Regions from separate parts of the Mus musculus genome. Here all the other regions are linked to region 1. A link is a loop called in an ENCODE intact Hi-C map of the cell type or tissue named here. Cell type or tissue: heart. All regions are shown on one strand.

Evidence for each region. Hi-C counts contacts between places; a loop is a spot of excess contacts. Peaks named below come from ENCODE experiments on the same cell type or tissue, not always from the same donor. Only the 100,000 strongest peaks of a DNase experiment are listed, where the experiment ranks them.
Region 2: a loop joins it to region 1, with 4 times the contacts of the local background. A loop is called at or near these places in 9 of 42 quality-filtered maps.
Region 3: a loop joins it to region 1, with 2.0 times the contacts of the local background. A loop is called at or near these places in 10 of 42 quality-filtered maps.

What each region holds. Positions count from the first base shown.
Region 1 is chr5:147,073,428-147,081,427 of GRCm38, reverse strand. Lnx2 (ligand of numb-protein X 2) reads left to right here and starts at 4,856. Exons shown (of 10, transcript NM_080795.4): 1 at 4,856-5,010. It overlaps Polr1d (polymerase (RNA) I polypeptide D), which reads right to left and starts at 4,082. Exons shown (of 3, transcript NM_181730.4): 1 at 3,735-4,082. The coding sequence starts at 3,760. In heart, a CTCF peak has its summit at 4,864; DNase peaks (open chromatin) are centred at 3,977, 4,797 and 5,697; H3K4me3 peaks cover 4,166 bases; H3K27ac peaks cover 2,474 bases.
Region 2 is chr5:146,959,993-146,967,992 of GRCm38, reverse strand. It overlaps Mtif3 (mitochondrial translational initiation factor 3), which reads left to right and starts at 4,196. Exons shown (of 4, transcript NM_001256102.1): 1 at 4,196-4,270. In heart, no CTCF peak of the experiment used is centred here; a DNase peak (open chromatin) is centred at 4,252; H3K4me3 peaks cover 1,682 bases; H3K27ac peaks cover 1,467 bases.
Region 3 is chr5:146,978,850-146,986,849 of GRCm38, reverse strand. It overlaps the pseudogene Gm46936. Among named protein-coding and RNA genes, the nearest start is that of Mtif3, 19 kb to the right of the region's middle. In heart, no CTCF peak of the experiment used is centred here; a DNase peak (open chromatin) is centred at 3,449; H3K27me3 peaks cover 3,490 bases.

The sequences.
Region 1 (8,000 bases):
CTGTAATTGAAATAACACATCACTCCAGCCCTTTTCCTCAACGAATCAGGAGAACGGGCCCGTCTCCTTATCTGCTATACTAAATCATGCAAATCTTTCAGTTCTCCTACATTTAGCTTCTACTTCAGGACCAGTTTCTGTTGTCGTTCCCCCCCCCCCCCCCAAGCACGCATTTGCTCTCCACTCTGCATAGCCACCTCCTTCTTGTCCTGCAATCTCTGGAAGACCTTCCCTGGTTTCTGTGCTCAAAGCAGATACTTCTCAAGTTCTCTATCTGGCCTCGTATTTGTTTCTTTCACAGAACTATGATTTAAAAAATTCCTACTGTCGAGCCAGGCAGTGGTAGTTCACGCCTTTAATCCCCAGGCATGGGATTCCAGGACAGCCAGGGCTACACAGAAACCCTTTTTCAAAAAACAAAAACAAGTTCCTGCAGTTATCTGTTTTCAAGGCCTGGTACCATCCAGGCACTCAATGAGTATAAAAGTATCTTTGTAAAAAGCGGGCCAAGTATAGGAAATACAGGCTCTGACAGGGCAGAAGAGGTCAAATATAGCTTAAAGGTTCTTTTTTTTTTTTTTTGGCTTTTCGAGACAGAGTTTCTCTATGTAGCCTTGGCCTTCCTAACTTACTCTCAAGACCAGGCTGGCCTCAAACTTAGAGATCCCTGTCTCCAGAGTACTGGGATTAAAGGCGTGTGCCAAGAGTCCTGTATCTTCAGTATATCGGTGGTGTTTTTCTGAGGCAAGCTCTTGTTAAGACAGTCAGTCTGGCCTTCAACTTGCAATTCTGTTTGCATCTTTTTAATGCTAAGGTTACAGGCAGACACCATCATCCCTGGCAGACAATGAAGTTCTGACTGAAGACAAGCATTACTAAAGATCCCAAAGCAACAAAGCTCTAGAGCGTGAGGTGACTCTGCTCAAGGGCCGGCAGATATTTCGGGTGGATTAAGTCTCACTTGGGTAGGATGCTTACAAGACAGGATTAAGGAGAGAAACCAGGTGACTCTTGGATGTGATATGCTTTGTTAATATTTCAAGTTTCCCAAAATGTCATTTCTTCTGTACAGAATTCTGCTCTTCCTAATCCTGACTTTCTATCAAATATTATCTCTTCTATGTAACCCTGGGCTCTATTTAATATACCTACCTAAAGACTGCAATTGTTACCTGGTAATTCCAGTTTTCCCAATGATTAAAGTTAGAGCTGGCGAGACAGCTCAGTTGCTGAAGCACTTGTTACAAAATGTAAGGATCTGATTTTAATCTCCTGAACTTAAAAGTTGAGTAGATTTGTTAAGCTCGCAGCCAAGCCCAGTGCTCAGGAGACAGATATAGGTGGGTCCCTAGGGTAGTCTAGCCTAACTGACAAAAGCCCTTAACCCAGCTTGTGAGAAACTAGGGCAAAGGCAAGCTTACCATGTGTGTTCTAAGTCAGCCAGGGCTAGTTAGTGGAACTGCCTCAAACCAACCAACCAAAAGTAAGTTGCTGGCTCCTGATGAACCATCCTTATGGAACTTCTGGCCTCCATATGCATACATGCATATGCACACAAACATGCCTGCACAAAACCTAATAAAAATTGGTTTACTCATGTTGCACCTATACATTTCATTAGTGTTCTGGAATTCAAGCAGTAAACTGACATCTACCCTACTAATGCTACAAAGTAGAGCCTGATACCAATTAAAATTCTGAAGAGCACTTCATATTATCTTCACCCTTAAGGTAGTCTACTAATCGTATCAAAAGATGCATTTTCATTAGTTAAAAAAAAAAAAAAACCTGGTGAGATGGTTTAGTGGGTACAGGTGCTTGCTGCCAAGCCCAGCAATCACCAAGTAGCTCCGATATGGTGGAAGGAGAGAAGAGACTCCTATCTGTGTGCCATGGCAAGTTTGTGTACACAAATAATGAGTAAAATGTTAAAAAAAAAAATTCAAGTCCCTCTGCCAGTCTTCTTTCCAGCCCTTCTAGTTACAGTCTCCTGGGTCTCGTTCTATGTCACCTCTCCTTTCCTTAGCACCTCAATCATATAGAAATAAAGAGACTCTTTAAGAGCTGTGATCAAGCTGGGCGTGGTGGTACACGCCTTTAAGCCCAGCACTTGGGAGGCAGAGGCAGGCGGATTTCTGAGTTTGAGGCCAGCCTGGTCTACAGAGTGAGTTCCAGGGCTACACAGAGAAACCCTGTCTCAAAAAAAAAAAAAAAAATCTATGATCAAAACCCCTACCTTGGCCCAATTATCTGTTTGCTCACTTTTAGTGTTGGTTCAATTAAGAGGGTGACACCATCCTTGGGGTTCATCTAGGTTCAAGGAAGAGAAACCACTCAAAACTAGTTTAAACAAAAGAGAGAATTTATTAGGCAAATATACTTGCAGAGATTCCAACAGCTGTATGGGTCAATAGCTAGAGCCACATTTTCTTTCCTACAGGACAGTACATGCTGCAATCACAATTCTGGGTTCTGCACCATCCTGAGGGTGGTCCTGCTTGTACCCTGCACGAGGGACTAGAATGTGGGCTCCTTTTTGCTTGCCTTTTTAGCTTTATAGTCCTTTATGCTGGCCTCAAACTTGACAAGCACATGCTGGCAGACATTCAAGAGCTCATTCAGGCCTTTCTGAAACGGCTCAACAGCTGGAAGGGCACCCCGGGTCTGAATTCGCAAATTAATTTTGCTCTCTGAAGGATGGGTCGTAGTGTAACCACAAAATTCCACTTCCGGGTTCTTCATGATTATGTACCGCAGACAGTTTCCTAGTGTATGGTCCTCCTCGTGCAGGACAAATGTCACACACTGTCTATCTGTTCCAGCTGCCTGGACCATTTCCAGGGCTGTCTTCCTCTCGCCTTCAGCCATTGAGGTCTTCAATCCTGATATTTTTCTACACACATATTTTTTTTGTAAGAATAAGATCACATGGAATATCGTTTTCTGATTAACTTTTTATGATTCACTGCCTCATTCTCCTGCCTCCACACTTCTAGCCATAGATATTTAACTCCAGTTTTTCCCTACTTCATTTGACTCCAGCAAAGAGGGGGAGGGGTGTCATCTCAGAAAAAAAAAAAAACCCCACCAAGTTAAATGTTTGCAAAATCTTTCTTGGGATAGAGCAAAAGAAAGGGGCAGAGTTACAATAGGGTAGGCCCTGCTGCAAGATGAAAAGGGAGTTGACAGGTATAAAAAACACGATTACTTTAGCATAAAAATGGCAACCACAAGTTATCAGGGTGGCAGGCTCAGTTACGGCTCCCATTTGAAAGAGGTAAGGAAACTACTAAGTTAAAGGAAGTGAAAAGTTTAATAGGAGGGAGAATTTGGTGGACAGAGAGAATTTACGAGCAGTCTGCACAGAGCGGAGTTGCAGTAACTTTAGCCAACTTAAACACGCCAGGCCCGCCACTCGGGACGGCTGGCCCGGTGCGTGACCTTACAACGAGGCAGTTCTAATGGGGGTGGTGGCAGTTTGGGACTTACAGCATGATTCCCAACTTCTCTCCCCTCCCGGATGGCTAGCATCCCTCTGGGCTTTTCTGTTACAAATAAACCCACGGCTCCTCCCTCTTCCCAACCCGGCCCGCTCTACTCTCTCTCCTTCCTTCCCCAGCGCCTGGGGTCAGGCCTAGCCGCCACGCCGGGCCGCAGTCGGCCGCGTGCCCCTTCGCCACCCGCTTCGCTGGCCCGACCCGCCGCCCCACTCCACTCTTCCCCTCCACCCTTACCTCTCCAGCTCCTGATCGTCTTCCATCGCGGGAGGTGGGGGTGGCGGCTCCAGGAAATCCTCAGGTGGCGCTGGCGAAATGGAAGCTCTTCCCCATGTCGCGAAAGGTGCGGGACAAGGCAGGAAGGAAGAAACCACCGACGGAAGAAGCGGATGACGGAAGGAGGGGGGCGGAGCCGCAGCGGCGCGGCAGGGCCCTCTGTGGGCGGGGCTAAACCGGGTCCCGCCCCCGACCACGCCCAGGCGCGGGCAGGACGGTTCACCTGGAACTGCGGAAGCTAAGCCAGCTGCCGGGCACAGCCAGCCGGTCCCCAAGTGCCACTGAAGAGCATAGGCTCTCACCTGTCGCCCCGAGACACCTGCTATTTAAAAAGAGTCAGAGTCGGATCTCTGGCCTGCTAGGCTCTCCAGGAACCCGACTGCCCCAGGGCTGGCTATTCCCAGGACTTGAGTCCTCAGGGGCCTTTCATGGGGCACCTTGAAAAAGCAGAGAGACTGTTGTGCAGAGATGACTCTCCTGACGATACTGTGGGTTTTAAAAATTTTTCTCCCTGGGGTGCAAATGTACATCTCCACTAGGTGCAAGGGCTGCGATGGTCTTTCTTTTGCGAGAGAAGTGAGAGTTTGGAGCACCGCCCTCCTTCCTCGGGAGCTCACGCTGTGGGACTGGCAGCTCCTTTTCCCTTTGATCCCAAGGAACCGCCCTTCTTCTCAGGTGCATCCTCCCAGCTCCCACCTGACCCTGGCCAGGCTGGGTCCCCGCCCCACCCAGCTGTCCCCTCGCCCTGCACACCTACACGTCAGCCGCCCCCCGCCACCTGTTCTCCCTCAGCCTGGTCCCGCAGCCCTCCCCTCCCTTCAGCTGTCCCACGCCCGGCGCGGCGCTCCAGGGGTGCACGCAGACACTTCCCGAGCGTTTTCTCTGTGTGTCTGAGAGGGAGAATCCGGCCGGGAGCGATGGCGGAGGGCGGAACGCGCTCACTCTAACACGGGGGTGATGAGCAGGGCCGACTCGGCCCCTCGAACTCCTTGATTGGTCGAGAGGCTCCGAGCCCGCTCTTAGTCCCGCCTTTGTCCGCCGTTGATTGGCTCAGGTGCGTGTCGGGTTGGGCCTCTGCGCTCGCCCCCTAGGGGAAAGGCAGCAGGGGCGGTTGAGAAGTAAAGTCTTGGCCGGACTTTGCTTCTCGCCAGGAAATCGGCGGCGGCGAGTCCCAGCGGAGCGGAGCCGGGCGGCGTCCTCGTCAGCGCTCCCGCGGGGAGCCCGCCGCTTTCCCTCAGTGAGTTACTTCGCCTCAGGTGCGGGCGGTGACGGGGTGTGGCGTCAGGGTAGGGGGGACCATCTGGGGGACCGCTGGGGGCCGCGTGCTGTCTGGCCCGGCCCGGTGCGGGTGCGGGTTCCAGGAACCCCGATGCAGGTCTGCGCGCCTCTCGCTTTTCAAGACATGGAGGTTTGGGAACGAGTTCTTGCACTTTGCGTCTGCACGTTGTCTGGAGCCAGAGTGGCGCTAGCTAGTTGCCCTCTGGTTTTGTTTCCTGGAAGGGATGAGCAGAGAGGCACCCTCCTCCTTGCCCCAGCCTGTTGCGGGGGAATTCTCACCTTTCTCTTCAGATTTGACATGTTTGGGAGCGTGGGGGGTATAATTTCCAAAATATGAGTCCCGATTTGGAAGCATTTGCGCACAAAGCACCTCTTGGGAAAGACATCGCTGGCTTTTCAAAGCTTTCTGCCACGTTTCACGCAAGGACTTTTTAATGGAGTGTTCTAGTATTTCCGTTTGCATTTAAGAGTGTGTGTTTGCCAGGAGCCTTAAGGACGCTTCCGCGTGGCTTTATCGAATCAATTTTTCTTCTTCTCACTCTGTAGCCTTGGCTAGCCTGGAACTCACGGAGATCCGCCTCTTTCTTGAGTGCTGTAGGGTTAGAAAGGCGTGTGCCCCACACCCCGCCAATTTTTCTTTGGGGAAAAAAAAAAAAAAGCCCAGAAACCAATGGCAAGGGTAGTTGGAGGCAACCGTGAGCTCCAGTTTATCCAAACTGCCTTCACTTTAAGAATGTCACATTCTTTTCAGTCACAGTACTTAGACATTGGCCTCCTTCCCAGGACACAATTTGCGTTTTCTCTAGCCTGTTCAGTGACATAGCACAGACGCAGGATCTCAGTAGGTCAGTCCTGTTTGCTTTGATAGGTTTGAAAACCCTCCCCCACCCACCCACCTTTGGAGAAAAGGACTTTGGCAGGTAAAGAAGGAAGATGGGGGAATCTAGTGTCCTATTTGGCCGGCAGATCATTGTTGAGCTAACAAGGTTTTGCCGTTTTAGCCTGTCCAAATTCCATGTGAGTTTTCCCAAAGGGGTCAAATGTAGGCCAAGTCAAAGCAGCTCTAGAGTCACATTGTTTTTAATTCAGTCCATCCACTAAGTCCAAGGTTTGTTCCTCTAAGCTTCAAGTTTGAGCCTTTTCGTTGTATAAACATTTAGCTACTCCGTGTCTACTCCGCTTTCCAGACTTTGGTGAAAGGGAATTTCTTGCCCAGAGTTGTCAGTGTCTGTATACTTCTTAGTCCATTACCTGAAAGGAAATTGAACAAAGTGATGTGGGAACTTAAAATCATTTCTGCCTAGAATGTGCCAGAGAAATCCTAGGCAGTCTTCAAATTGGCACGGGCTTTCTCTGGGAGCATCCTAAATGCTTATAGCCATAAAGTGCGACATCATCTGCTGTGCATATGGTTGGTCTGAAGGACTTGATGTTTGGGGCTAAAGCAATGGGGGTTGGGGGCTGGTTTGTTGTTTATCTTAGGGGTTCATGGTACATTGTACAAGTGGACCCTTAGATATCTGTTGAAATAATAAAAAGAAAGGATTTTGTGTAATTCCTCAAGACGTTTGGACACTTCATCTGGTCAGTGAGAGTGAGGTGTTCATTTCAAGCAGGAAGATGCTGTGGTAAGATTTGCATTCCATAAAGATAACTGCAGCAGGCTGGAGGACAGTGGGGGCCAGGCAGTAGGTGAGACTACTACATAGTCTCCGTGCATATAATATGTGTTTGCAAAGGGTTTATTACCCTCTCTTTGTTCTTTAGCGGTTTTTAGTCTGGTAGGATTTGGAAACCCGAAAAAATAAAAACAGTTTTGGCCCTGGCTCAGTAAAACCTCAGCCAGAGCTTGTCACCACCAGTCTGAAGAAAGCTGGTGTGGCATTCAGGAGGGGTGGACTCATAGGTGAGTGACTAGGTAGGAGTAGTGAAAGATGATCCCTGGTTTTGTTAGTTTGTTTGTCTGTTTTCTGTTTTTGTTTTAGAGACAGAGTTTTACTCTAACTGTCCTGGAACTCACTCTGGAGACCAGGCTGGCCTCAAACTCACAGAGATCCGCCTGCCTCTGCCTCCCAGAGCGCTGGGATTAAAGGCATGCACCACTATGCTCTGTGATTCCTGTTTTTTTGGGAGGTGAGGGGGCAGGGAGGGACTAGTTAAGCTGCTTATGGGGGCAAAAGAGGGGTCAGGTTCTTCCAGTTGCCTTTCAAATTACTATTCCATCTGGGTTTCAATTCCCTAACAGCCAGGAAATCGTCATGGTACTGTTTAGTAAGGTTTAAGGATCAAGTGAAATTACGAATGTCATACCCTTGACACAGTCTGAGGTGCATTCCAAGTGCTGAATAAATATTAGTTGTTCCTTCAGTGACAACAGTATTGGTGAGGTAGTGGGATGGCGGAGGCTTGAGAAGGAGCAGTTTAAACCACTTGGAAGTCCAGCTCAGGCCCAGTGAGCTGCCACGAGTGAGTGAGTGAGTGACATGTCAACCCAGCATGTTGGATAGACATCGCACGAGAAGCCTGGAAAGAAGAGAGAAAGCAAAGGCTTTTGCATAAAGTCTTTTTAGATGTGTGTGGTAAACTCTGTGAGATTTGGGGACAGGGGAAGGCGGGGTTTAAGAGCAGTGCTGGTGGGGTGTTCATGTGGAATGGTAGGTGCGTTTCGGAGCTGGGTGTGGAGACACACAACTGTAATCTCATTCATTCCAGAGACTATGACGAAAGAAGATTGCCATGAGTTTGAGGCCAGCCTGTGGGTGCATAGTGGAATCCTGTCTTTAAAAATTACAAAAACAGCCCTGGTGGTGGTGGTGGCAGGGCTTCAATCCCAGCTCTTGGGAGGCAGAGGCAGTCAGATCTCTGAGTTTGAGCCCATCCTGGTTTACAGAGTGAAAGCCATGACAGCCAGGGGTACACAGGAAACCCTGTCTAAACAAGCAAACAAAC
Region 2 (8,000 bases), 110 kb after region 1:
GCTCGGTTACAGTTACTGATGGGTTTTAAAAATTGGTGTCGGGCCGGGCGTGGTGGAGCATGCCTTTAATCCCAGCACTCAGGAGGCAGAGGCAGGCAGATTTCTGAGTTTGAGGCTAGCCTGGTCTACAAAGTGAGTTCCAGGACAGCCAGGGCTACACAGAGAAACCCTATCTCGAATACCACCCCCCAAATTGGTGTCGAGCTGGAGAGATGGCTCAGTGGTTAAGAGCACTGACTGCTCTTCCAGAGGTCCTGAGTTCAAATCCCAGCAACCACATGGTGGCTCACAACCATCTGTAATGGGATCTGATGCCCTCTTCAGGTGTGTCTGAAGAGAGGGACAGTATACTCACATACATAAAATAAATGAATAAAATCTTTAAAAAAAATAAAAATAAAAATAAAAAAATTGGTGTCATCAGTTTTTGACATGGGAAATATTTGATCTGGAGTGTGGCACCGTGCGGTACCTTATACACAATGAAGAAATTGCTCGGGATCTAATTATAGTCTGAGGGCACGTTGCAGGGCTGCCACGCAGATGTGACCACCAGATGTTCTCAAGGTCTACTGGGGAACCTGACTAAGTAGCCAGGAATAAACTTAAGTCATGCAAAGGCTGAGTCTCAAGTCCTCTAAATCTCGCAAGCTCGGCTAATCCTTGTTTTGTTTACTCAGTGCACAGGCGTGCACGTGTTTGGAGTGGATGACCCATGCTCCCATCTGAGAGTAAATGGCCGAGCGTCTACATGAAGACTTGCCATAATAGTTTATGATACTAGATGCATGAATCCGTGGAAGTAGACTCATGGACCAGGGCTGGCTGGCTTCAGGAAGATTAAAATGCTTTTTCTAACACTCTGCCATCGTGCCCCACCCTCAACCCCGACATCTTGTTTCCTATGTCCCCTCTGCCATATCAATAAGCAGAACTCGAATGTGTGTCTTCTCAGCTGGCCCTCTATATTGACAGTGGCTGCCATGCTCCCATGCAGACTCAGCAGCATCCATACAATTTCAAAATAAGCCAAAATTTTTACTAGTATGTGGTTTGCTTTGAAAACTGTTGCTGTCCCCAGTTGCCACACAGGAGGGGGTTTATACGGAGGCCTGTGCCTGCTCGTTCTTCAACAGCTCGTCCTAAGGTACCCTTTGTGGTGTCCTGGATGCCCTGACTGACCTCGCTGCTCCTTTGGGAGGTTGGACTCACTGGCAGGCTCACTGTGGACTTCAGCATCTCCCTCTTAGATGTGTGAGGACCACTTGTTCTGAAATTAATTTGAGAGAGAATTTCTGAAAGATTGTTTCCATGGAGACCTTCTTAGTAGAAGTGAATTTTGGAGAAAATACCATGGACTTACAGATCTGCTGACTTAATTAAACATTACATTCTGACAGGGCTTTTTATGGGAGCACAAGAGACAAACGTAACAGAGGCAGCAATGGGACCAGGAAATCTTAATATCTGTCCTTTTATGACCGACAAGCAGAAACTGTGCCTTGGCAAATAGGAGGATGAATGCAGCAAGGCAGTCTTGGGGGCAGGTTGCTTGTTTTACCTACTGTCTTTATTCAAGAGTCTCTGAATCCTGTCATAGCCAAGCTGAACCCAACGTTCCTAATGGTTGCTTAAAATAGGCCATCTCCCATTTCACCGTGGCTAGAGCAGAGTTCAGGATGTGAAAAAACAAGGCTAAAACAAGATGCTGGGCAGGAAGCTGCAGTTGCCAAGAATGTCTGTCTGATTAAATTTCTTGAACCACAACCTTATCAAAGGCTAAATCCTTTGTTCATCTGTTAAGTGCATCGTTGGTGTCTATTAGGTGTAACACATTCCTTTCATCCAGCTTACTGCACGTTTTCAGGGGCAGCGTCTCTTCCTCAGTCACTGCTTTGGCGGAAGGACATTAACCAAGTAGAGGGTTGTAACACCAGACTGGGTCAGGTTTCCTTTTTCTCTTTCTCCCCCCCCCCCCTCTTATTTTTCAGTACTGAGGGTAGAAGCTGGGCCTTGCTCATGCTAAGTAAGTATTCTTGCTCTGGGGTTGGGGATTTAACTCAGTGCTAGCAGGTACTAGGCCCTACACTTACATAAGAAATACATAAAACAAACAGTCTGGGTGGTGGGTTGAATATGCTTGGCCCAGGGAGTGGCACTATTTGGAAGTGTGGCCTTGTTGGATGAAGTATGTCAATGTAGGTGTGGACTTTAAGACCCTGGTCCTAGTGGCCAGGAAGCTTGTCGTCTCCTGTTTGCCTTCAGATCAAGATGTAGAACCCTCAGCTCCTTCTCCAGGGCCATGCTTGCCTGCAGGCTGCCGTGCTTCCTGCCATGATGATAACGGACTGAACCTCTGAACCTGTAAGGCAGCCCCAATGAAACCTTGTAGCTTATAAGAGTTCTTGGTCATTGTCACTGAATTATTTCCCCAGTCCCCTTCATTCTCTTTAAAAATCTTCTTAAAATCATTTTTATTTATGTTTATGTATGTATACGTGTGCCCATATCTCTGTGTGTACACCATGTGCGTGCAAGCACCTTTTAGGTAGTAAGAGGCCACTGGGGTTCTTGGAACTGGAGTTACAGGCAGTTCTGCATGCTGGGAACAGGATCCAGCCTCTCTGAAAGAGCAACACCCTCTTAACCACTGAACTATCATCCCTCCACTGAGCTATCATCCCTCCACTGAGCTATCATCCCTCCACTGAGCTATCCCTCCAGACTTCTTTTTACATTCTTGATTCTGATCAGGGTGTAATGATGGGACGAGTCATGTATCTTCTCCATGTTCAGTCTCCTCATCTATAAAATGGGCAATGATGGGGCTGGAGAGATGATGGCTCAGCGGTTAAGAGCACTGTTCTTCCGAAGGTCCTGAGTTCAAATCCCAGCAACCACATGATGGTTCACAACCATCCGTAATGAGATCTGATGCCCTCTTTTGGGGTGTCTGAAGTGTACTTATATATAATGAATAAATAAATCTTTTTAAAAATGGGTAGTGATGGCAGTGTATCATGAGGGTGTCTTGAGGATTAAACTAACTCAATACAGGCTAAGTGTTTAGAACTGTGGTGCTTATGGAAACTTTATCACAAATGTGAGCACTTACAACTGTTATGGACCTGTCTATCCAAGAGGTGGTCTCCACACTTTATTTGCACAACTATGCTTCTATCGTCCCATGGAGGACTAATGCTGGCAGAATAAAAAGTATCTGTAATTCTTCATTTCACTTAGGAATGGCTGACATGCAGAGCCCAGCCCTGGCCTTTGGATCATAAAGAATTGCTTCAGCTTTTGCCTGTCACAGATACAAGGCTCATGGGCCAGAGGCTGTGATCTGATGAAGAAAGGGAGACTTGGATGCGGCTCTAAAGCTATTTAAGGATGACCCAGGTTCCTCACCTGCAATAAAAGGATGGTATTTTGATGTACCAGTAATAGTTGCAATCAGATATTACCCTGATTGAGTTATTTGGTGAGGATTAAACAAGACAAGATGTATAAATTATATGTTATAGACACGTAGTCTGTAAATGAGGGACATTCAGCGGCTTCTCTAAGGAGTTCCCTGTTGAAGAATGGGGAAAAGCAGGGACTTAACGCCAAAGTAGGGGACAGTCAACAGCTTGGTAACAAGGGTGCAGGGCCCCAATAGCCTGAAAGTGCAACACCCAGGGGCTCGAAGTTTCTGACCATCCTCTTGCCTGACTCTGGCCAATGCGGTCAATCATCCCACATGTGGGTGGTCTGTTATGATTTCTCCCAGTTCTGACAGTAATCGAACCTGAATCCATCTCTTTTTCTCAGAAGAGAGCAATCTTGAGAGCGAGGGTTGCACCCTGCTACCCAGCTAGAGCTTCCACTAAACCAGATCCGCAGGTGGCAATAGTTTAACACCGCCCTGCAGTTGTCTAGCACTGTAGAAGGCATTATTCAACATTATTAATGTAACTGGCGGAAGCGATGCAGTGACTGTTCCAGGGACTCTATATTTTAGCGTTCACTTGGCCTTTGGAGCAGCAGGTTAGTAGCAAATCTCTCAGTTTCACTCAGGCCTGCTGCACGATTCTTTTTTTTTTTTTTTTTTTTTTTTTTTTTTTTGTCGGAGGGCTTTATTCCATTAGTGGAATCCGCAGGCCGCAGCTGCACCCTCCCTTTAAGGGACTCAGGAAGTTCCGCCTGCTACGGAAGCCGACGCGGTGCTCCGGCGGAGTCCAGGTACGGACCTGCTAGTTCTTCCTGCTCGCCTACCCCGGCCCAGGTAACGCTGAGGTGAGGGCTTGGCGACGGGGCTGAGGTGGGAATGCATGTCCTGGGAACATTCTGTGCAGAGAGCCCTCCGTGGACGTGGGGTGGCGGCAGCACCAGCCTTCGGAGTCGAGACCAGTTGCCGAGCTGCCAATAATCACTTGCTCGCCAGCCTAGCCAGTTTCGCTGTTTGTGTGCGCGCGCACGCTCCTTCCACGGATTTGGGGGGCAAGGTGGGGGCGTAGGACAACTGGCATCCTGGTGGCATGGCGTCCTGGTGGGCGTGTCTGCTGCGGACCCCTTGTGAGCGTTTTGGGATTTTTTTTTCCTTTAATTTTTGATGTTTTTGCAACAGGGTCTCACTATTTATCTCTGGCTGTCCTGAAACGCACTCGGTAGACCAGTCTGACCTCAAACCTATAGAAATCCTCCTGCCTCTACCTCCGAAGTGCTGGGATTAAAGGCGTGCACCGCTCGCCGTGTCAGGACTTTTGAAATTCCTTCCGGAATTGAAGGTGAGAGAATTCAGTCATAGGATGAAGCCAACGTCATTTTCGCAAAATATGGATTCTACTAGAACCCATCCTTTCCTTCGGGAGTGAATATAAGCCCTCAATATGTCAATGTGAGCTTGTGATTATGAAGTGTAACGATTCAGAAAAAAAGTAAAGAAATAAGTGGTAGAAATAAGCTCCCGTCAGGCCATATCCCGTCAGGAATAAAGCCTTATCCCTCGGAGGCAGAGGCAGAGGCAGGCTGATCTGTGAATTGGAGGCCAGCCTGGTCTCCATAGTGAGATCCTGTCTCAGAGAGAAGGAAAGAAAAAAGAAATCAGTATCATTAGGTTGAAGAGCTGCTCAGTAGGCAAGGCAGAGTTCAGTGTCTGGAACCTAAAGGTGGAAGGAGAAAACTCAGTCCACAAGGTTGTCCTTTGACCTCCACACTGGCACCATGGCATGGGTGCCCAGACACATCAGACAGACAGGCAGACAGACACACAAGCACCCTTACCCACTGAGCCATCTGGCTGGCCCTGAATCTTTGCTTAGTATTAGATAGTGTAGGCTGTGAGCATAGTCAACACGTTTCCGAGTTAACTGATACAGTTTCATAATTTTTAGTGTTGTGAAGGCTGCACTGATGAATAGTGTTAGTGTGTTTAGGCTCACTTTAGAAATTATTGGAACTCCCGTACTAATCACAAGCCATAATTTATTATTTATTATTACTGTTGTTGTTGATATTGTATTAGGAAACTCAAGTTTGGAACTCAAGTAGCAATTTTAAAAATAAAACATTGTAATACATTACAGCTTAGAGATACTCTAATTGGGTTCATACTGAAGAATGTTAGCAGAAAAGTATTGAAAGGTTTTTTTGTTTGTTTGTTTTTTGTTTTTGTTTTTTTTCGAGTCAGGGTTTCTCTGTGTAGCCCTCCTGTCCTGGAACTCTGTAGACCAAACTGCCCTTGAACTCAGAAATCCACCTGCCTCTGCCTCCCGAGTGCTGGGATTAAAGGTGTGCGCCACCACTGCCTGCCTGTATTAAAAGTTTTAAGAGCAGAAGACGGTGGGAACCATAAAACGTTGCAGTTGATATTCTGCTGGGGCCTTGAATTATCAAAACATGTGTGAGCTGTACTTGGCACTCATTGCCGTTTGAGACAGTGAGAACCTTGGAGATTTTGGTTTGACCAAAACTAGAGAAATAAGTAGATTAGTGTTACAGAAGTCTTCAGAATTTTACATTTGTAAAACCCTTACTTGTGGTTCTTTTACACACAGGCTGTGAAGCTAATGGTATGTATGTGTGTAGGTACATAGTAATATGTGTGCCCAGTTTGCTTTCTATTGCTTCGAGAACTACCATAGCAAAAAAGCAGACTACTTGGAGAGGAAAGGGTTGATTGGGCTAGCTGGTCCAAATCATAGTTCACCACTGAGGGAAGTCAGGGCAGGAACCTGGAGGCAGAAACCAAAACAAGACCACAGAGGAACACTGCTCACTGGCTGGCTCCCCGTGGCCTCTCAGCCTGCTTTTTCACACCACCCAGGAAGGGTAGTGCCCACAGCGGGTTGGATCTCCTACTACAGTAGTCATTACTCAGGAGAACGCTCCACTGACTTGCCAGGTGACTCTAGCTTGTGTGAGGTTGACAAAGCACCAGCCAGGATAATGCACAGAGCCAGTGTGGCCGTTCAGTTCAGTAGGATGACACATGGACACTGCAGGCTGGATTCATCGCAGGGACATGACCACTGAGCTACTACTTCTTCCGGGCATCAATTCCTGTTTCTTTGTTTTCTTTACACATTAATTACAAAAATCACTTGAACAAAGCAAAGAATGGGAAGATGAGCTAACTGACACCCATGTTCAGATTCGGCAAATGTCGCCATAATCGCACTTTGTAACTCCCATTTCCAGCCGAGCCATTTCAGAAGGACACGTGTCATGATCCTAAATACGTCAGGGCTTGTCTCCCGAGAGTTTTATTCTCACACTGAGCAAGCTGTTGGTACTTTTTGCAAGTTCCCAATAACTAATCTGCGTTCCTGTTTCCCAGGGTATCTCTCGGAGGATTTTTTTCAAACATTACACTTTGTAATTTCCCTAGCTTTTTATTCAAAGCCAGCCCATCTCCCCTTTTCATCCTCACCAAGCTAGTGTGTTGTCTCAGAGTCTGGGTTTGTGAGATCCCTTCCCTGTGGCATCCTCCAGGTCATTGCTCTCTGGGTCCAGCCTTATTCTGGAAGCTGGGTGGAGAAGCGAGCCAGTTTGGATTACCTCAGGGCGAGGCTGTGTTGTGGAAAGCTCTGCGTATTTGCAGCAGCTTCGGATCAGGAGGCATGCCCGGGGTGTCATGCTTTTCCTCTGGTGGCAGTGCCACTCTGACCGTTGGCCATGACGGTGACAGCCAGCGTCCTCCTCAGCAAAGTGTTCATACGTATTTAATCTGGGCACAGTGTGTGGGTGACCTTGTGGCATCAGCCTTGTACCTAAAGGTGTTTGACTATTGACTAAATGAGCCATTTTCCTTTGTTCCAAAATGGTGGTGGTGGTTATTATTGCTATTATTATTACCATAATCATCATCTCCATGCTAGGAAGGAGAGCTCTTCCTCATCCACAGAGATGGGCACAGTTTTCCCTTAAAAGACAGAGTAAACGCTCAGCTCTTTCTGTTTAATTACCAATTTACCAGTTTTCCATGGAGCTGGGGTGTGGCGGTGACACACAGTGGCAGTTATCATCCTAATAGATGTTTGCATATATATTCAGCGTGTGGAAGGGAATTACAGCCATTTTCCTTAATGTTTAAATTATACAACTGGCTGGACTAAGCCCCTTCATGCTGCCAAACTGTAAATGAAGTATGACCAGCAAGCAAAACAAAATACTCTCGGGGAGACCTGGAGACCAGGTATCTGATAGAGGAGGCACTGTCAGTCAGGGCTGGCCTAGAATCATGAGACAGAAGATTGGGCACCCTGGTGGTTGCTGGTGGCTTGCTGTCCACTTTGGACCTGTGACTAGAAGATGAAACCAGTCTCAACACATGCTGTTTGTCTCACTCTCTTCTATAGAAAGATTTTCCAAGATTGTTGCTCTGAGGATTAAACCAAGGGCCTTGTACATTAGGCAGATTCTCTACCACTGACCCAAATCCTGAGGCCCCAAATAAGGAATTCTGAATAGTAAATAATAATTATGAATTTGTGGGTTTTTTTTTTTTCATCTGA
Region 3 (8,000 bases), 95 kb after region 1:
CCTGGGAGCTGACACAACTCACTTAGCTCCCTACTCGCTTGCCTGTGGGCTGGGAATGGAAGCCTGACTGAGGAAAAGCTCCCTTTGTCCCTTAGCTCCTGGTCATCACCAGCGTGTCAAATATCTGTCACCAAGGTTCAGCTAAGTGAACAATGACTTCGGGGTGTTGCACTTTCTGGAAGTATTTTCTTTCAGATGGTGCCCTTGAGCTTGGGGAACCCGTGTGGCAGCCGTTTCTGCTTATTCAGAGATGGCCATCGAAGTCTAACCTGGGATGAGAAACTCGGAGAGGAAGCCAACAAAAAGGGAGGTGTCCCCAGTCGTGGGGAAGGGCTCCTCTCGTTTCAGGACACCGGGAAGAACAGAAAGCCCCAGGCTGCCGGGGGAAGTGGAGGAGGATAGCGCTTTCAGCTTTCAGGCTGTGGAGACGAACGACTCAACAACTCAGCTGCACCGCAAGGGAAAACAGGCTTTGCTAACTCGCTTTCTAATCAGGATCATGAGACGTTTTACAAATTAACCACTTTCCTCCAACACTTACCATATTGAGTGGCTCTAGGTACAGCCATCAGGGCGGACTCTGCCATCTGCATTTAGAAAATTGCCTATACATTTATTAAAGTGAAATTCACCCATTAATTAATGCCGTTCCCCCTGAAGACTCTCATTAGCACATTGAGCTAATTGCTGAAACCGCAGGCCCAAGGGTTGGTGGCGGGGATTTTTTTTGTGTGTGCTTTTTTTTTTTTCCTCCTATTGCAGTAAAATTCGCTCCAGCTTTACCCTTTGTGTGATTTGCAAAAAGATATGACGGTATGAGAATAAGCTTTGGCAGCAGGAACTGAGTCAACTTGCAGGGTCCTTTTCCTTCTGTGTGAGGTACGGACAGCTGGGTACCGCAACAAGGGATCCTTCAAGCATGAGATTGGCCCCAGCGCGTAGCCAGCGCGGTGCCAGTGCCCCGGATGTTGGGCTTGGATGGTTATGAGACCGATTTTGGAAGAGATTCCCAAGGCCCGTTTGGAGTGTTCTGCCGTACACTGTATCTCTTCTCTTCCCCAGCATCCTGTGGCTCTCATGTCCTTTCCAATAAGCAGATAACAAAGAGGGCTCAAACAGATCAAAGGGGCTTAGGTGTGTTTCTATCGGTGGGAGGAAGGCATCCGGCACACCGGTGCACTCTAGAGACAGGGCCTTCGAACTGTGGTACAGACCCGCCCCGTGCCTCCCTGTTAGCCCCAGTCCTCAGTGTTTCAAAGATCTTTATTCACTCTAGCAGGCCGGAGGCCCTGGGTTCGTGTCCCAGCACCAGCAATACCCAAACATCAACAATATCCTGCTGGTTGATTAGGCAGGAACGGGACAAGCTTAATCTCTTACACTCCACAAATGGTGTTTGAGGTTCGTATTTCCAAGCTCACTTAGCATGTTGCCCCGTGGCACCCCACAGTGGATCCCTGGGATGTTGGGGTAGTGAGATAAATAATGAAATTCCCCACCTATCCTCTAGGTTCCGATCCCCGGAGCTTCAAATGTTACCTCACATAGCAACAAGGGAGGACTTTGCAGATGTGACAAGGTAAGGATTGGAGACTGGAATGGGATCCAAATTATCCAAGAGGCCTTGACAGCCACTGGCATCCACAGGAAAGCAAGACAGAACATGAGTAAGCCAAAAGCACGTACAGAAACTCTGGAGCCCACTTAAATCCTCTGCAGGAAACAGAAAACTTTCCCCTAGGCTCTCCAAGAGAAAGGCTTTGAACCTCTGGCTGCCAGAATTGTAGGAAAAGCAGGGTGTGAGGTTCACAGCTGTTCCAGTTGTGTTCTCTTGCTGTGGGAAGGACACAAGGAAGCCACCAGGTTGCCTGGATCGGGTAGAATGGAAGCTTGGAGCCGCTGGACTTTCTTGCCTTACAGACAGGCTATAAGATGCAAACATTTACCCTCTGAACAGCAGGAGCTGGGTGACAGGATAGCTTCCACCCTCCAGGGTGACGCTGACAATCTGACCTTGGGGAGTTAGAGCTTGCCTCACTTCCCCACCTTTAAAGTGGTACGAATGCCTGATTCCTATTGGGTAACTTGCCAGGGTGAGATGAAATCTCAGGTATCGTACATGCCGCACACAGCAAATGCTGTGCACGCAACAGTCTCATTGTCACCTCCTGGACAGTTTTCTACTGTAGGAGTGGCACCCACTGTCCCTGCCTGAGTCTGCCCTGCCCAAGATGATGAAAGACAATATAGATCAAAGCATCAAACCCGGGTCTACACATGAAATTAATTTATGACCCAAAGTAATTTCACACAATATTATTAGTGTGTGTGTGTGCGCGAATTTTGAGTGTACTGCCTCCTTTCCCTGAAGCAAATACCAAACAACTCAGACAAAGAGGAATTTCACTGCAATAGAAACTCACACGAGCACACTCACACACACACACTCCACACACACCACACACACACACACACACACACACCACACACACATGCTCTTCAGGCTCATTGTAAATTATATAAATACTGCTGCCTCACACTCCTGGCTGACCATCCCTTTAAGGTCCCTAACCTAATTATACCACTAAAACCCCCTTTGCTCTGTAAGGGCCCGCAACCACAGATTTGAGGGTTTTTATCATCATCTTTAAATGTTTTAGGGACTGCAACTCTGTCACCCTCCTGCATGTTCAATACCTCTTGCTGCTTAAAAAGTGGGGGGCTGGAGAGATGGCTCAGCAGTTAAGAGCACTGACTGCTCTTCCGGAGGTCCTGAGTTCAATTCCCAGCAACTACATGGTGGCTCACAAACATCTATGAAGGGATCTTCTGGCATGACTGCTAAAAGGTATGGAGACCTTTAATCCCAGCACCAAGGAGGCAGAGACAGGTGAATCTGTGAGTTCAGGACAGCCAAGGCTACATGGTCTCAAATAAGCAAACAAATAAAATCCACTAATCTGGGACAATAATTCTGTCATGAGCGGTAGCAGGGTGAAATTTTTATTTCAAGAACTTTCAGACGGGTGTAAAAAGATCTTCCAGCACATGGCGGGAAGGGACCCATTTTCTCAAAGAAGGGGTGGCACCCGAGATTGTTTTTCTGGTGAGTTTAGCTAAGTCGGCCACAGCCCCCACTTTGTAGAGCAGCCAGCTGGGATAGAGGTAATGGTCTCTGCCTAGGAAGCCCAGGGCAATCAACAGTTTCCTTTGAAAGCAGAAACATCTAACAGGCACAAAACATTGCTTAAATCCAGAGAAGTAAGACTTCTTGTGGAGGAATGGCCTTCAAACCATGTACGGTTCATCTTTGAAGACCCTCAAGATTCGAGTCCTGCCCAGTGTCTGCAGCTGCATGGATGCCTGAGAAGGCTAGCATTAAAGACAAGGGAGCCGATGAGTGGTCAAGGCAGGTTTCAGGACGACTTTTCAACAGTGACACCCAGTGGCCGCCATGTGAAACTGCAGGCCTGGCTCCTGGAGACTTCGGCAGGTAGGGTCCATGGGGAATCAAGCGCTCCTAAGCAGCTCAGCTGGCAGACTTGTTAGAAGGGAACTTTGTGAGGGGCATACGAGGAATCAGAGAGGCTAGGTAAGACCTGCTACTGGGCATGGGTGAGGGTGGCTTACAAGATACACCTGGCTTCTTTTCAACTTCCTTAGTGACTCCCATTCTGAAGAGGAGGGTCTTCTGCAGTGAGCACCCCATCTGCAAGGCCTGTGCCGGTGTGTGGCCCGCTGTGCCCCTTCACAGGTACCCTACGCTGTTGGGTAGGTGCACACACCCAGGGCCCAGAGTGCCCTCAGGACTCTGGGGCTTGTGAGCCCAGTTAAGTTTTTAATTTTGCCTCTCTTTTTTGAAACAGGGCCATACTATGTAGCCCAGACTGGCCTCAAACTCATGATGCCCCAGCCTCAGTCTGCCAAGGGCTAGGGGATTAGAGATATGAGACCCCATGCCAGTTTCTCTATTAAAAACATAGAGTGCTTTTGCTGCGGATGTTGCATGCAGAGGAGATGTAGATAGAATCCATCTCAGCAAAAAGCAGACATTTCCTCCCTATTTGCTCGGAGTTCTGCTCTGTGGAAGGAGAGTGGTCCGGGATGTCCTTATGAATGAAAAGGGGGGTTAAATGCATAGATGGAACCAGCTCTACTGACAGCCAGAGAGGAAGTCCCCAGGGAGACATCCCACATAACAGACCTTCCCTTGTCAGCCTTGGGGGCCCAGCTCATAGGTCCTCCCGGGAGTCCTGGCTGTGCTCTGTCCCAGTGTTTCTCACTGAACGATCAGTGTGTGAGTTTATGTCTCTCTGCTGTGGAGAAAGGGACTGGTCAGACCTGTGGCTCTGGGCGACCAGGGATGTGGCCGGTTCTTGGCTCTAAGCTCACCTGCAGAGGAAAAAGTCCTGGCCCCCAGTCAATGGTGACTTGACGGTCACGCTGAGCAATCCTTCCGGTAGGAATCAGTTCCATGGTCAGATTGCTTCTATGAGAATGATCCACTGCTGGAGACAGGGAGGGTGTTTGTGTCTTGCAAAGATCTCTGTACCTTAGAAGGCACCAGAGATCCAGAACTCCCAACACCCTCTCTCCAAGGGAAATGCTGCCTTGCCTGTGTGTCTGGGATGCTTTTGGGGAGCAGATGTGTTCTGAGCCATAACAAGCTTTAGGCTAGATCTGCAGTGTGGGAAGAGAGAAGATTTGAAGCCTCATAGAGCATAGGCAGTCTGGGCTGCTTGACTCTGTAAGTCCCCTGGACCTGCACGGTGGGAAGATGAGTCCTTGATGAGAGGAAGGTGGGGTTAGGGTGTGGGGTACCTCACACAGAGTCAGCCTCTAGCTACACCCACCCCCAACGTCCTTGATGAGAGGAAGGTGGGGTTAGGGTGTGGGGTACCTCACACAGAGTCAGCCTCTAGCTACACCCACCCCCAACATCCATACCTCATCTAACTCCCGCCTATCCAGCGGCTGTGGTCTGGTGGCCTTCCCTCAGAAGCCAGGCTTACGGAAAGCCTAAACACTAGGCCAGGCTCTGATGATGAAGGGAAGGAAGGCTCAGGGTTATCTAGATGTGCAATGGCAACTATGAGCCATGCAGTGTGGATACACAGAGTACCCTGAGAGACACCGGCACTCCTGACCTTAGGCAGGTAGAAAGAGGAGAATCCCTGCCAGGCCGGGCTGTGGGGGAGTGAGGAGAATTGCCAGGGGCAGGAGCCAAGAGTGTGGAGCTGAGGAAGCACAGGGAGGCAGTCCCACAAGGGCACATGCTGGCCAGCAGGGCAAAGATCAGGACCTTCTTGCTCCATCTGGGCACAGCGGGGTGGAGGGGAGAATACAGTCAGATCAGCGTATTCAAGATGGACATTCTTACACACTCCAAGTAACACTAACAAATAAGTGGATACGCAAGCTCTGCCTTAAAGAGAAAGAAGCCCTGGCACCACTCTAAGGACAGGCCTCACGTATCTCCTCTGGCCTTTGAACCTCCTGGGGGAACAGTCTGTCTTCCAGAATGTCAGCTTGCTGTTTGTCCCACTGAAGCTGAACTTGTCAACCGCCAGGTCTGAGCACAGCCTGGGATACAAACCACTTGTTATCCTATGCTGAGTGGTGTCCCAGAGACTGGTACCTCAGGACCAGTGCTTTCCACAGTTTCAGGCTAGGGCTATTTGATGTAAGAATGGCTAAATGAGTCTAGTCATGGCCAGGTAGCCAATGCACAGCAGACCTGTGGGAGGTGGGATTTTTGAGAACGCTATCTGACCAATCCGAGTCTTCACCTATCGTAGAGTTTCATGGCTGTGAAGAGACACAATCCCCAAAGCAACTTTCTTAAAGGACAACATTCAGTTAGGGCTGGCTTACAGTTTCAGAGGTTTAGTTCATCATCTTCCTGGTGGGAAATATGGCAGCATGCAGGTAGATTTGGTGCTGGAGAAAGAGCTGAGAGTTCTATCTACATCTTGATCCAAAAGGCAGCTAGAAGGGAACTCTATTCTGTCCTAGGCAGAGCTTAAACATAGGTCACCAAAGCCCATTCCCACAGTAAGGCACCTCCTCCAACAAGGCCACACCTCCTCCAACAAGGCCACACCTCCTCCAACAAGGCCACACCTCCTCCAACAAGGCCACACCTCCTCCAACAAGGCCACACCTCCTGATAGTGCCACTTCCCATGGGCCAAGCAGACTCAAATCACCACACTATCACAAGAAAAAGGCTTCCCCCATAGGCAGCATGCTCCAACTTCCTGGGTTTGGGACTTTGAGGATCATGATGAAAGGCCTGCCATGTTAACATTTCCACAGGCTATCCAAAGCTGACCTGTGATGGTGACCGTGGAAGAAATACTGGCTTTACATATGCAGTAGTCCCTTTCCCCTTAAACACTATTTCAATTATGTCTGGTTAACTATGGTCTGAAAACGTCAGATGGGAAGTTCTAGAAATACAAAATTTGCAAGTTTCAAACATCTTTTATTGCAGCACTGTTCTATTTTGTAATCATTGATGCTAATCCCAGCTGTCACAACAGATGCTGTGACGTGCAGGCCCTGTGTTTAAGCAGGGACTGTCAGACGTCCTTAGCGTCACCCCCTTCCTCATTCTCAGAGACATCTGCCTCTCTGTGTTTCCAAATGAGCACAGTGGGGAGGCCAGAGGCAAGTGGGGTGTGCCTCCCCTGCACCCCAGAAGCAGAGTGTTTCTGTATCACGTGTCAAGGTGGTCCTCAAACACACAACTGAGAGCCGGGAACTGTTCAACCCAGTTGTACTTGCTAAGGGAGAGAACAATTTATTCTGTTGAAAAAAAAAAGAGAGAGTTGGGTTTGAATCTGTGGCCATTGAGTTCAAGGCCAGCCTGGTCTAGAGTGAGTTCCAGGACAGCCAGGGCTACACAGAGAAACCCTGTCAGCACCGACCTTAAACTCAGGAGGTTGCCACCAACCAGAGAATCATGCATCACCCCCAACCCATGGAGTCACCACTGGCCAGTTGTGCCTCCTGACTTTGGATGTTCCTCGACATCGATTCTTCACGTTTTACCTTCTGCCACCCTCAGTTTGTCTCCAGAATGTATATTTCTGTGTAGCCCTGGCTGTCCTCAACTCACTCTGTAGACCAGGCTGACCTTGAACTCAGAAATCCACCTGCCTCTGCCTCCCAAGTGCTGGGATTAAAGGCGTACACCACCACTGCCTGGCACACAAAGCTGACAGCCTGTATGCAGTCCCTGGGAGCCACATGGTAGAAGGAGAGAATCAACTTCTGTGAGCTGGCCTCTGGTTATGTCTCTGTGTTGTACCTGTGGCCGGCCCTCACATGTGCACAAACGATGAATAAGTAAAAGTAATTTTGAAAAATTAAACTGGCCGGGCAGTGGTGGCGCACGCCTTTAATCCCAGCACTCGGGAGGCAGAGGCAGGCAGATTTCTGAGTTCGAGGCCAGCCTGGTCTACAGAGTGAGTTCCAGGACAGCCAGGGCTACACAGAGAAACCCTGTCTCAAAAAACCAAAAAAAAAAAAAAAAAAAAAAAAAAAAAAGAATGAATAAACTGTATCCCAAGAATCATCAATGGGATTAACAATTCACGCTGTCTCGGTTCCTGTTCTGCACATGCGCAGTTGAGGTAGCGATCCGACCACGTCTCTTGTTTTCATCTTTTACATTCTTCTACCACAAAGACGGTCAACGTGCCTAAAACCTTAAGGACTTTCTGTAAGAAATGTGACAAGCGTCAGCCTCACAAAGTGACCTAGTATAAGAAGGGCAAGGATTCCCTGTAAACCCAAGAATCGCAAGCAGAGTGGCTACGGTGGGCAGACAAGGCCAATTCTCTGAAAGAAGGCCAAAACCACGAAGAAGATTGTGCACGGGCTCGAGTGTGTTGAGCCCAACTGCAGATCCAAGAGGATGCTGGCCAGTAAGATGTGCAAGCATTTTGAACTGGGAGGAGAGAAGAAGAGAAAGGGCCAAGTGATACAGTTTCT